2 separate regions of the Mus musculus genome follow, and region 2 is linked to region 1. Evidence: chromatin contacts called from ENCODE Hi-C or POLR2A ChIA-PET data. All regions are on one chromosome and are shown on one strand. Each heading gives the region's core, a stretch centred on a gene start or an enhancer-like site at or near the end of the contact. The rest is flanking DNA. Distances are from core to core; before and after follow the strand shown.

Region 1 (6,963 bases), core at 2,091-4,590:
ATATCCGCCAGGTGTGATGATGCACGCCTTTAATCCCAGCACTCGGGAGGTAGAGGCAGGCGGATTTCTGAGTTCGAGGCCAGCCTAGTCTACAAAGTGAGTTCCAGGACAGCCAGAGCTACACAGAGAAACCCTGGCTCAAAAAAAAAAAAAACAAAAAAACAAAAAAAAACAAAAACAAAAAAACAAAAAAAAAAAAAAAAAAAAAAGAAAAAAATCTAAACACCTGAGCCTAGAGGCCGGGTGCAGAGGATGGAGTTGGGGTGGGGATTTACATAGAGGCACAAGACCCTGGCTTCATTGGGAAGTGCTGCCAAATAAACCAGAACACAGCAGAGCAAAAGAAACCATAACAAAACACAGTACCTAAAGCAGGGACTGAGCTCAGGCGCACACCTGGAACCCCAGGACTCGGGAAGTGAAGGCAGGGAGGCAGGAGCTCAAGGCTAGACTCCATTATACAATGAGTTCAAGGCTAGCCTGGGTTACATGAGGCCTTGCCTCACACATGAAAACTGAGCAAACCTAAGTTAACAGATTTTTTTTTTTAATTTTGCTTTCATAAAAATTAATTTTCCATCACAGCTATTTCCAGTGATATATTACTTCACAAGAAACTGTCTCTCTCTCTCTCTCTCTCTCTCTCTCTCTCTCTCTCTCTCCCTCTCTCACACAGACACACACACACACACACAGTGAAATGAGAACAGAAATCATGCTTGCTTGCTTCTGGCAGGCAAGATGGGGGCAGGGGTGGGGTGGGGAGGCTTGCTGCCAAGCTTGATGATCTGAGTTCAATCCCCAGGACTCACACCATAGAAGGAGAGAAAAACCAACTCCTTGGGTTGTGTTCCAACTCCACACAAGCACCCCGGCACACACTCCCCTGCCCTATAAATAAATAAATGTAATAAAAGTTTTAATAAAAAAGAGAAATGAGCCTTTTGTGTGTGCAACACCCCAGCCGTCTCTCCGGGCTGCCTTACCTGAGTTGCTTGGCATAGCTGAGCTCAATCTCCGTCCTCTCCTTGACAAACTTGATGTATTTCTCAAGAATATCGATTCCCCACTGTGTATGTTTTTCCAAGTTGTCAAACTGATCCTGTTTGAAAAGAGAGAGAGAAGGGGGAAGTTTATTGTCTCTCTCTATGGCTTCCAGTTCCAGGGAGCCACCCTCTCCATCATTCACTGGTCCAAGACAGCGGCTCTAGCATTTTCCATGATGCCACTGAGGGTGGGGGTGTCTGTTGAGAGCTTTACATCAACAGTACCAAATTTGGTTTGAGCATCGTCCAGAGTTAGCATCCCTGCTCTCTCCTCCTTTTAGACACATTGGGTCTATATATAATTAATGTTCCATTACAAAAGAAAATGTCTCAGATGCCAAAAGCTGACAGGTGACACACACACACACACACACACACACACACACACACACACACACACACACACTCACATACACATAGGAGCACTCTAGGGCAGACGAGATGGCTCAGTAGTAAAGAGCACTTACTGCTCTTGCAAAGGGCCAGAGTTTGCTTCTCGGCATCTATGTCAGGCAGCTCACAGTTTAACTCTAGCTCCTGTATATCAGAAACCCTTCCTAGACTCCTTAAGTACCCTCATGCACACGTGCGCACACTTACCCAATAAAATAAAAAATAATTTCTTATATTTATTTTATGTATGTGGGTGCTTTGCCTGTATATACGTAAGTGCACCAAGTGTGTGCGCCTGGTACCCATGCTAACCAGAAGAAGGTCTCGGGTCCCTGGATCCAGAGTTACAGGCAGTAATGGGTGCTGGGAATTGAACCCTGGTCTTTTGGAAAAAGCAGCCAGTGCTTTTAACTGCTGGGTCATCTCTCTAGCTTTCCCCTCTTTTTGGTTGAGACAGGGTCTCACTATGTAGCCTTGGCTGGCTTGGAACTTGATAAGTGGCCAGGGGCTTGGAATTCAGAGATCCACCCGCCTCTGCCTCAGGGATGCTGGGCTTAAAGACATGTATCCCACCCTGCATCTTTTTTTTTTTTAAAGAAAGAACCAGCTGCTTGCACTTGGAGAGCAGAAAGGGTCAGGGTACAGTTATCACATTTTGCTTTTTCTCAAGTGAGTAAGACATCTCACTGTGGACTTCGCTACACTATGTCTCACAGACAAAAAAGCAATTGGACCCAGGGAACCAAAACTGAACGAGGTTAGACTACACCTTGTACAGAGGCTAGGGGTTTCTGCTTTGAAGAGGGAGATGGGTAAGTGTGCCAGCCACTGCTGATGCCTGGTTGTGGAGACAGCCGGGATTCCCATGGGTTTGTGTCCCTTGAGTGCAGGTGAGGCTGGGAGGGCACCAGGGTATGGGCAGGGGTGATGGAGCTGGAGAGGGTGTAGGGTCAGATTTTCCAAGGCCTTCAATGCACAGAGAAGGAGCTTGGACCCTTTAGAAAGCACAAGCTGCTCTGCAAAATCGTGACCACAGATCTGCCCGGAGACTGTCCCCACAGTCTGAAGGTGAGAGCAGCAGGAGGAAGCCATGCTGACACTTGGCAAATGCTACTGTAAGTGACAGATTGGCTGCAGACTCTGAGGGAGACGCAAGCAAAAGGGGGAAGGGCTTCAGGGTGAGTCTGGGTCTGCTTCCTGCACATAAAGAAATAGTCCACACAGGGGAGGAAGACTCAGTGCACTTTGGCCATGTGAATAAAGGGTTTGGTACACACAGCAGAGCCTGCAAGCACAGATGGACCAAGCTCGCAGGAGGATGTCGGGAAGTGGATGGTCTGAGGCTACAGCCACAGATCAGAGTGCCAGGGGGAGGACAGCCTCACACAGGAGCAGCAGGGAGGACTGGCCCAGGAAGCGGAGCCGGAGAGCAATGGAACAGAGCCAGAGAATGCATTAGAGCATCCCGGGAAGAGTTTCGAGCCAGGTCAGATGGGAGGCGTGCTGCTGCCTCAGAGGGAGCCTCAGGAGAGAACGAGGGTCTGGCCAGCTCCAGGACTTCACTGACACAGTCTCAACAGCTCTGCTAGGTGTCCCTGGCATGCCCAGGAATCCCTGCTTCACTTCTCTAAAACATGCAAGGTCTTAAGACATGCAATATATAACTGGCACACTTCGGGCATTCTTTCCAGCCCCATCCCTGAGATATGACTGCCACTGGCACAGCGCTGGGGCTGCAGCTCAGTTGGTAGAGTGTTTGCTTAGTGCAAACCCAGGCAGCCCTGGGTTCTATCTCTAATCCCTCAGGAACTGTGTGTGGCCCGCACCCCTGTAAATTCGGCACTCGGAAAGTAGAGGCAGGAAGATCAGAAGCTTACGGTCACCCTCAGCTACATAGCAAAGTTGAAAACAGCCTGGTCTACAATAAGAAGCCATCTCACAAGAGGGGGAGGGGAGCTGAGAGAGCTCAACGGTTAAGGTCGCATATGGCTCTTTGTCCTGTAAAACTCCAGGGGATCTTAAGTTTCTGATCTCCACAGGCACTGTACTTACGTGGTCAAACCTACACTCATGAACATATACATACAAGTAATAATTAAAAATAAAATCGCCTACCAGGGCTGGTGATTTTAATCCCAGGACTTGGGAGGCAGAGGTAAGTGGATCTCTGAGTCTGAGGTCAGCCTGGTCTTCAGAGGGGGGCTTCAGGACAGCCAGAGCTACACAGAGAAACCCCCCCCCATCTCAAGCCAACCCCTCACCCCCCCCCCCACACAAATAAAATAAAATCTTCTTTTTAAAGAGGCTGCACACAGTGATGTGTACATTTAAAATCTCACCTCTCGGGAAGCTGAGACAGGAGGACACGAACCCAAGATTTCAAGGCCAGCCTGAACAATATAATGAGATTCTGCCAACAACAAGGAAAGCTATACACACTTAACACATATAACCCGAAGTGTCTGAAGGTAAGTGTGTGCCCATGATACCAATCATCTCCACAATCTACCCCACAAATACACACCCACCCCTTCTAAAAGCTTTCTCTTGTCTCGATCCCTGGTATGTGATGCGACCTCTTCAAACACAACACAGCTTTGTTGAAGGCTGGAGCTGAGCTGTGCTTTCCGCTTCTGCATCAGCCTTGAGTCAATCAGAGTCATGTGTCCTAATTTCCTTCCTGTTGCTGTGATAAAACACCCTGTCTAGAGACGACAGAGAGGAGAAAGTGTATGCTTCGGTTTACACTCTAGCTCATAGCCCATCACTGAAGAAAGGCAAGACAGGAATTCAAGGAGGAACTCAACCAGAAACTGTGGAGGGTGCTGACTGCCTGCTTGTTCAGAGCCTTGTGCTTAGCTAGCTTTCTTATGAGGTCCAGGACCACCCGTCTAGGGAATGGTGCTACCCACAGTGGGCTGGATCCTCCCGAAACAATGAACAATCAAAGCAAGCACCCACAATCATGTCCACAAGCCGATCTGGTGTGCACATTCCCTCAATTGAGACTCTTTTTCTTAGGTGACACTATCAAGTTGACAGCTAATGCTGAGATTACTGGCTTACGGTCACCATCTATAGATTAATGACCTTAGCCTTGCTTGTAGCCAGGAGCAGAGAACAAAGAAGTGTCAACTTAGGACACACGGAGTCTTGTGCCACTAAAATGCCCTGAAGATAACTCCTGTGAAAAGTGTTGGTCCTTACAACCCATCTTTTAAAATGTTGTCGTAAAAATCAAAGGACGAAGATTTAAAATTCTCATCACTTTTTTTTTGGTTCTCGATCCACCCCCACGCCTCCCAGAGTCCATTGTAAGAAACACTGCTCAGAAGATTATTTATTTATGTTATCTCTACAGGAGGCTTGCTGAGCAAATGAGCGGGGTAAACAAGACGGCAGGTTTCTGTAAACAACCGGAAGAGGCAAATACACAAGTAACTCAAGTGATGGCTATGAATGAAGAGCTCCCAGCACTCAGGCCGAGACTTCCCACAAGTACTCTGTTGGTCAGTGGCCCTGTCTTGGTTTAGTTTCATATCGGCCAGGTTTACAGAAAAGTAATAGCTGGGGTGATGGCCCTGTGGTTAACACACTGGCCTTGAAGGCATGAACACCATGTCTGATCCACAACACCCAGGTCAAAGTGCCCAGTGCTGGGTAGATGGAGACAGGTGATCCCTGGGGTTCACCAGCCAGCTTACTCACCCTGTATCTAAAGAGATGTTTAGATGGTGTGTCTGAAGATAACAGCTGAAGTCAACCTCTGGCCTCCCCACACATGCGCGTGCGCACACACACATGTCCCCCACATATATATATATATATATATATACACACACACACACACACACACACATCCCTCCAATATATCATATCCTCTGTCTATCTTTCTACCTATATATCTTTATATCTACATCTACATCTACATCTACATCTATATCTATATCTATATATTGATATATATGTCACGAGCTGGGGCTGGAGCTCAGTAGTACAAAGGGTGAAGTTCAAGGTTGTAGCCTCAGCAGTGAAAACAAGACAAGTCTTCCCTTCCCGCCTCCCCTTGAGTTTTCTCTACAGCGCCATTACCTCTGAAAACTCTGACAGCTTCTGCTCTTGGATTTTACTGTCTCGCTGACAGTCTCCCTGAGACAGCTGCCTGACACTCTCTATAGCAAGGGTGGATAGCCTTAAGTTCTTCCAAACAAACAAACAAACAAAAAGAAACCTGAGTTCCCTTTAAAGTTCACTGACCAGTTATGTTTCCATTGGCTTTAGTTTTGAGACAGGGTGGTACTTAGTCCAGGCTGGCCTCAAACTCGCTATGAAGCCAAGATGACCCTGAACTCCTGATCTTCCTGCCTCTACCTCCCACACAAAGGAATGACAGGCATGTATCGCCAAGCTAGTACCAGCGATCAAAGCAGGGGCTTTGTGATGCGAGGCAAGCACTCTATCAGCTGCACTACACTCCAGACCTCAGCAATGTGCTTTCAACAGTTATCAGCTACCAAAACCACTTTGCCAACTGTAGTAAAGCTATTTCTCAAAGCACAGGATCCAAACAGGACAGAGAATCCTCACAGCAAAGCCTCAAATAGCAACGAATACATGAATGCCTGCTGCCTCCACGCAGCATCCTCCGTAGGCGATGTTAAGGCATCCCTGAAGGGACCACGCCCCACCGCTACTATTGAAGGACAAGGCAGCCACAGGAAAATTCAAAACAGATGAAAAACCAATCGGCCCACTTACATTCTTGACTAAAATGTGGAAAATTTAACGGGAAGAAATTCCAAATCTCAAAAAGACTCCTTTGTGGCAAACATTATAAATGGTCCTTAGAAAACTATCCCAGACTCCAGCGAGGATGGTGGTGTTATCGAGAATCGAGAATATATTCCTTCCTGATGTGCCCAGGTGGGGCAGCCCGCTACCCAGCACCTGGGAGGCTGCAATGGAAGGATTGTCATGTATCCGAGGTCAACCATTTTTGTGCTTAGAAACTGCAGTTTTCTAAACAAAACTCTCTAGTGGGAAGAGTAGCCTCACAGAGACTGGCTGCTTCTGTTTCTGTGGCCATTCTTGATGAGGTGAAGCTGGGAAGAAAGACAAATGCACTCAGGCAGGCAGAGGAGGGTCAGGGGAGAGCTGGCCTGTCTAGCTGGCCTAGCCACAAATGATGTTGGACTCCTGGGTTCGGCCTCTAAACCTCTCAAGTCCTGGTATAACAGGTGTGCACCTGATCAAGTCTTTACCCTTTTAAAGTGGTGTGTGTGTGTGTGTGTGTGTGTGTGTGTGTGTGTGTGTGTGGTGGGGGGCTGTGGGTAAACTCTTGGCATACTGGGCGCTGGCTATACATTGATTGATTCACATCCTCAGCCCTAAGAAGAGTAGCTCAATGGCCTTTGCAGATAGCCGGATCTCTTCCTTGGGTAACACACCAATAGTTTCCCAAAGAGTAGGCACCATATGATATCTGCAGCCATAGTAACTAACCATGGCAACAAAACATCCTTGA
Region 2 (6,963 bases), core at 2,408-4,907, 34 kb after region 1:
GAAGGTAAGTGCCATCCTCCAGCCTGTATGAGGGGCTCACAGCGGCGAGGCTTGGGCCATTTGAACTTAGCAGTTGTTCAACGTTATGGAGTTACAGAAAAGATTTCTTTTAACCCGACGACAGGAAGGGTGCTGAAGCTTGCAATGAACTGATCTTCCTTTTTCTCTTTTTGCCACACTGGAGATGAACCTAGAGCCTCCTACATGCTGGGCAAGCAATCTATCCTGGACCTCAGGCTTCAGCCTTAACCTAATCACTTTAAAAACTGCTGTCTAAGGAGGCAGAGGCAGAGGCAGAGGCAGAGGCAGAGGCAGAGGCAGAGGCAGAGGCAGAGGCAGGAGGATGTCTGTGAGTTCGAGGCCAGCCTAGTCTACATAATGAGTTCCACCTCAGCCAGGGCTACAGTTAGACCGTGTCTCAAACAAAACAGAAATAAATAACTACATCAACAAATACGATTCAAACCTGCCATTTACACTTTGTCTTTTCCCCACCCCAGTACCAGGGGTAGAACCCAGGCTTCATGTGTGTGCTATGCAAACTCTCTAGTACTGAGCTATGGCCCCACCCCTTTCCGTGTTCTTAATTTTTGACATAAACTCACTATAAGTTGCTCCGGTGGGCCTTGAACATTCAGTCCTTCTGTCTCTGCTTCCCACTAGCTGGGATTACAGACCTGAGCCAGCAGGCCTGGCTTTAGTTCACTCTTGATACAAAAGTTTTTCTAACTTTTTCAAAAGCTCGCCTAGACTGTGAATGCTTTCTGCCATGAGGTTTTTAGAAGAAACGGGTGTCGTCCTCAACAAAGCAGGATGTGGCTTAAGAGTGGGCTTTTTACCTAGAACAAGTGTTTGAAACCAGAAGAGTTTTTTTTCAGGGCCTTGCTGGACTTTCACTAAAGTCCCAAGACTGCATACAATCTGTTAAGATCGGTGCCAGTCATGAGCGCTGAGGCCACCTGCCGCCAATCACTTGCGGCCACCCAAACTGTGCCATCGAATCCAGAAGTGTCATTCTGCCAAGTGAGACTTTAGCGACCCATCATTATCTCATTACCACAGCGAGGTCCCAAAGCCACCAAGTAAGGAAAACCCTCAATCAGGGCCTTGGCCTGGCCGCCAGGATACTGCACATCCAAGCTTCTGACCACTAGACCCAGCCGGAGACAGCGGGCCTCTTCAACCCTGCTTTCCCTCATCCCCCTAGGCTGGCTTCCTTTCCTTCTTTCCTTTCTTTTTGTAAAACTGTTTTAAGAGAGCTAATAGTGAGTATTTTTGCCTCAAAACCCATGTTTTGCACTAGTTTTTCTTGATAGTATCATAACACGCTCACCTATTCCTTCCATTAAACTATAAGCTACCCAAAGGTAAAGGCCTGTACTCACCATGCCTTAAAAACAAAACCAAAAATAAAAATTAAGTCACCCTTTTTATTTTCTCATTTCCATATACTTCATCTACAGTATGGCAGGCCAATCTGCTATTGGCTATAAGAAAACTCACAAATTTATCAAGTAAGCTAAATACAAATACTTTATATCTCTCACCATTTAAAATACTTCCTGACATTCTCTTCTCTCCACCTCTGGTGCTAGGTTCAATCTCTAGTGCCTTGTCCAGGTCCAGGCCAGGCAAGTATTTTACCTGAGTCACATCCTTGGTAGCTTTTTGTTTTGCTTTTTCAGACAAGGCCTTACTACGCACGTAGCTCCTGCTGACTTGGGAGTCACTATGTATTCCAGGCTGGATGCAAACTCACAGCAATCCTCCTGCCTCAGCCTTTCCAGAGTTGGGGATTACAGTGTGAGTCACCAGGAGTGGCTCCTGTGTTTGACGTCCTCCTGTTTTCCACTCCTCAAAGATGCAGGAAGAACAGCCATGATGTCAGCTCTTTAGCCCAGCTATACCTGCCCTCGCCTGGGTCACCAGCTACATCCTTCACCAATATGGCTACAAAATATCCACCTCCCTAAGTCGCTCAAGAACCAAGTATTTTCTGCCTTCAGAGTTATGCCCTGCTGTTTGAACACATGCCCAGACTTCCATTCTGTTGCTGACCTTGACTTCTGATGTGCCCCCACCACGGTGTGAAAGAAAAACAAACCAAACCAAAACCCAATCAACTAACCAAACCACACACCCCCAAATCAGAAAAGAAAATAGCACGCATAGGCGAACAGTTTTGCCTACTGTGGGTGTGTACAAGTTGCTTTCAAACTATGCGTTACATTTATTTTCAAAATGGGCATTTGCCCCGGTCACCTGACATTTTGACAGCCGAATGAATGGGAACCCCTTTGACAGAGGATGTTTATGAAATGAGTTATCTTGGGAGCCAATGCTCCCGGGATTTTAGTATTAGCAGAAGCTACTGTAGTCTAAGGAATGGTTATGTAAAAACAATCAAGGCAAAGAAAATAATTTAAGGGGGATGCACAGCATTTCCCTAATTGCCCTAACCTTATTTTGACACGGCATTTCTTGGCCTCATCTTGGATGGCAACACCACCCCATACTTTATCCCTCCACACCCTTCACAAATGGAATTCAGAAAGGTAGTCAGCGGGCACTTAGGATTCATCACTGAGAAGGACTGGTCTCGGGCACATTTCAGCGCAGTAACCGCGGTTTCTTCCCCACCTTCACCCAGGCCATTGCACCGCACGCCTATGACCAGCCTTTCCCCGTGCTCGAGTCCAGAGGAAGGCAGGGCAACAGGCCCTGCCCCTCGGCCAACGGCCTCCCTTTCCCGGAGATGCCCTGAGAGCTGTCCTGGCGTCCTCTGATCGCCCTCGATGGGACCGTTTCCAGATACAAGCTGATCACTAACCCACCTGCACCCCCAAAGGAAGGATCCTCGCAAGATTATCCCCTCTCGAAACCGTTTCGTTTCCTCTGGGCAGCAGGACAGAACCAGGTCCCCGGCAATCGTCCCTCCGTGCTATCTTATGATCTCCCCTACCGCTGTCCCCCTGCGGACCAAACACCGCAGCCCCCCTCAAATTCAGAATCTGAGCTGTCTCCAAGATACAAGTGCGCTCCAACCGCCTCGGGGCTAAAGTCCTCACTTTCAGAGAGAAGACCTTACCTCTCGCTACCGGTACCCCCGAGACCCGAAACCCTGCGCCTGCCAGGCCGCCCCGCCCCCGGGAGTAGCGCGGGATCCGCCCGCACCTCCAAGCGTATAGATCGGCCCCAGAGCTCCGGCCAGGGGCGCGCGCAATTACGCAGCCCGGCACAGCGCGGGCCCCACGCCCCCGGGGAACGCCCGCGGGTTGCCGCTCCGGGAGCCCGGACCCAGCTCCACGCCGCCCCGAGGCCGCCGGGGCCACCCGATCCGCGCTCCCTCTTTGCTGGGCGACGACGCACGCCGAGGCCCCTCGATGCGCCTCCCGCCCAGGCCGCCCGCGGCCCGGCCCCTCACTCACCCAGAGCTCAGTGCCCCAGCTCATGGTGCAGGGACCGGGAAGGGGCCTCCGACCCCCTTCGCCGGCGATCGCTGCGGCCCTCCGAACCTTGTGAATGCGGAAAGCCCGCCGCTTCCCCCGGCCCGCGCCTCCTCTAGCCCGAGCTCGCAACCTCTCGTCGCTCCGCGCGGAGCAAAATGGCCCGAGGAAGCAGCAGCAGCGACCGCCGCAGCGCGCCCGCCCCGCACCGGAGCTGAGGGGCGGGATGGGGCGGGACGAGAGGCGGGACGGGGCGGGACCGGACTGACAGCTCGTGCATACCGTCCCGCCCACAGGCTCCCTTTGGCGCAGTTGCCCCGGGGGTCTGGAAGGACGTGAACCCCTGGGGACTCCTGCTCGTCATCGGTATTCGGCAACCAGCGAGCCCAACTCTTTTGGGACCTGCGCTCTCTGTCTGCAGACTGGGCTGCTGGTGATCACGTCCCTCCATCGCCATCTGCCTTCTACCCATCGCGCCTAGCGCTGTTTTGCATTTCAGAACTTTCGCCAGGTGGCCGCCGACGCCCACCTTAGAAGCTCCCGGAGTGGCTTCTTCCACTATCCAGACACTGTGGAGGCCCAAAGAGCTCGGCAGCGCGCGCGTAGGAGTGGGGCCTGGGACCGTGACGTCGGTGCACAGTGTACATAGGACGTTGAAGGGAACAGCAATCCAGCAGATCCAGGAACCCAGGGAAAGAACTCGGGAATGTGAGCCCAAAGAATTATAACCAGTGCCTTTTTCTGCCTATTTGGCCAGGAATCTCGGCAGTGAAGTTGTTACCCTGCTGAAGGACAGCAGAATCTCTGAAGGGCCCACAGGGACTTTGGAGGGTTCAAATTCAGCCTCTGCACTCTTTGGCTGGGTGGTCTAGAACAGGTTTCACCTCTATCTGGGGGAGAGCCTCAGCTGCCAAAAGGAGGCAGTGTCTACCAGTCCAGGCCTAGTGATGTGAACAGAGGAGGTGAACTGGCCAGTGGGTGGCTGACGCAGAATGGGAACCATCTCATTAACTCTTCCAAAACTCCACAGAATGTCATTTCTCACATGCTGTGGAGAATCTGGGGGCTTCCAACTGTCTCCTCAGAATCTTTCTTTCTCTGAATTCCGAGACCTCTCCTCCAGAGTCGTGACCCTCTTCTACACAATTCTCCACTCCCTGTTATCCTGAACCCGTTCATCTTTTTCCAACAGTGAGTTAAATCTCCTTAAAGGGTGAATCTCAGCCCAGTGTGTGCCGTCCCAGACCTAACACTCCTAACCAGTCCTAACACTCCTGAGGCAGAGGTAGGAAGACTGCTGCAAGTTCAAGGCCAACCTGAGCCACATAGTAAATACCAAGTAGGATGACCTGGTCCACAAAGGGGAAAACCTCAGCTAAAATAAAATAACAATGGTAAACAATAATGGTGAGGTATGGAGGCAGAGGCAAGTGGATCTCTATGAGTTACAGCTACATAGTGAGATCCTGTCTCAAAAACCAAAACTAAGCACAAAATAATAAATTTGTTGGAAAAGGAAAAAGAAAGAAAGAAAAAGGAAGGAGGGGCGGAGCTGAGAAACCTTGCCTTAAACCTCAGGACCTCCTACTTCCTTTGCCAGGCAGTTACAACTATCAAAACTATTCTGGTCTGTCTTTTGTCAGCCTCAAGACATGGCCTCCACCCTCTGTGTCTGTTTGAAGTATTTTGCTCCCACATTTACCAGGTCTGAGCACTCTTGACTCCCTCGCCTGCCAGGGATGCAAGCATCAGGATGGTCAGGCACCTTCCTTCCAAGGCAGACTTATGGCAAGGGTGAGCTGGAGGGCTTGGGACTGTAAGCAATGTTAACCACGCCGCAGGGTTGTTTTGTGTTCCGTATGCATGTGTATCAGCGCACCCATTCATGACTGGGGCCCTTGGGACCCCTGGAAGTGACCTGCAGATGGTTGTGAACCACTCATGGGGATGGAGAGTCAAACCTAGGTCTTCTGGGGGGGCAGCCAATACTCTTAGTCTCCCTTAGCCATCTCCCCAGGGCCCGCAATGTCACTGGGTTTTATTTTCTCCAAGCTGAAAATGACCACTGTAGGGAGACCCTGCCTGCTGGCATCCTTATCACCTTGCCTCTCTCCCCGCTTGTTAGTCGTTTCCTTTTCCGTCCACGAAATGATCTAATCTTGACTTCGGAAAACTAGAATGACCACTTGAAAAAATAGGCTAGCCAGGAGGTAAAGCAACCTGTGCCCTGAAGAGAAAGAAGCGGAAGGAGAGAAAGATGCCGAAAGATGAGTCGTTTTATTCGAGTAAGCAGAAATTGTTAGCTGCAGAACCTCTGGAAGCCACTGTGGACTACAGGAGTCGAGCTAACGGAGCACACTTACTCCGTATCTTTCATGGTGGATAAGGCTGGACGGCAACTGGAAGAGGCTTGAGTCAGAAGCTCAGAGGATGAAAGGCAGCTGCAGTGCTGATGCTTTAGCTGGGTCAGTCTCACCCTAGCAAATGCTGACCTCAGCACAGCTGCATACCTGCTCCACCTCCAGTCACAAAGGCCTGGTCTTTGCTTTTGAATGAACTGATGGCAGGGAAGGGGTTAACTCTAAGGCATCTGGACAAACACCACCAACTATTCCTGCATAGGCTTCTGGCTGTTTGGTTTGCTCTTTTTCTTCTTTCTTTCCTTCCTTCCTTCCCCTCGTGCTCCCCCTCCCCCCCGGCAGGGTTTCATTGTGTAACACCCCTGGCTGTCCTGAAACTCTCTTTGTAGACCAGGCTGGCCTTGAACTCACAGAGCTCCACCTGCTTGTGCCTCCCAAGTGATGATGGACTAAAGGCTCATGCTACAACCTTGTAAAGCTTAGTATATTTATATATTTGTTTAGTTGGGTGTATATGAGTGTATGCACATATGGCACATATGTGGGAGCCAGTTTTCTCCTACCACAGCACAGGTTCCAGGGACTGAATTTAGGTCATCAGGCTTGATGGCAAATGTCTTTACTGGCTGGCCATCTTCTGAGTCCTTATTTTCTGAGACAAGATCTTACTGTGTAGCCCAGGCAGCCCAGAACTTTGGAGGGTATCCTCCTGCTCCAGTCACCATTTCTGAGTAATTAGAGACAAATCTATCAGGTATTTGGTCCATTCTAAACCTGACTGGGATTACTATTTGACTTGGGGTTCAGTGGCATATAGATGGAGTTTCTGAAGCAGACTGGGTTTTCTGTTTGTTGGGGATCCCAGTGTTCAGTCCTTACTCAGTGTGTGGCTTCTGGTAATTTATACCATGTGCACTTGAGCTATGCAGAGCTCAGTGCAAGCAGCTGCAGAGTTTCCCCTCTCCAAACCTCAGTTTCCTCTCTTACAATAATACAACAGTGACCTCATGGCTCCTTCAGATGGAGAAGACAATTTCTGCAAAGCACTTAGCAAAGAGGACACAGACACAGGTCTCCTTTCCTCCGTGTGCCACAGCAAGGAAGCAATGGCTTCCCAACTGCTCTTACACCTAGACCCACAGGCCTGAGCGACAAGG

The links. A loop is a pair of places that touch in the nucleus more often than their neighbours do. ChIA-PET counts read pairs that join two places held with the same protein, here RNA polymerase II (POLR2A).
Region 2: a map of heart shows a loop between it and region 1 (1.9-fold over the local background). The contact joins the promoter of Fnbp1 here to the enhancer-like site in region 1. A Hi-C loop is called at or near these places in 10 of 37 maps with a recorded cell type or tissue (CH12.LX, Patski, T-helper 1 cell and 3 more). POLR2A ChIA-PET finds 5 or more read pairs at or near these places in 4 of 5 experiments (Patski and embryonic stem cell).

What each region holds. Positions count from the first base shown.
Region 1 is chr2:31,104,256-31,111,218 of GRCm38, forward strand. It overlaps Fnbp1 (formin binding protein 1), which reads right to left. Exons shown (of 17, transcript NM_001177648.1): 2 at 987-1,102. Among named protein-coding and RNA genes, the nearest start is that of Fnbp1, 34 kb to the right of the region's middle. Within about 2 kb of position 3,341, at least 2 of the 3 ENCODE cell types and tissues checked have a DNase peak (open chromatin) inside an H3K27ac peak, as active enhancers do; they include heart, where a contact is called at or near this core.
Region 2 is chr2:31,138,351-31,145,313 of GRCm38, forward strand. Fnbp1 (formin binding protein 1) reads right to left here and starts at 3,658. Exons shown (of 17, transcript NM_001177648.1): 1 at 3,429-3,658. The coding sequence starts at 3,452.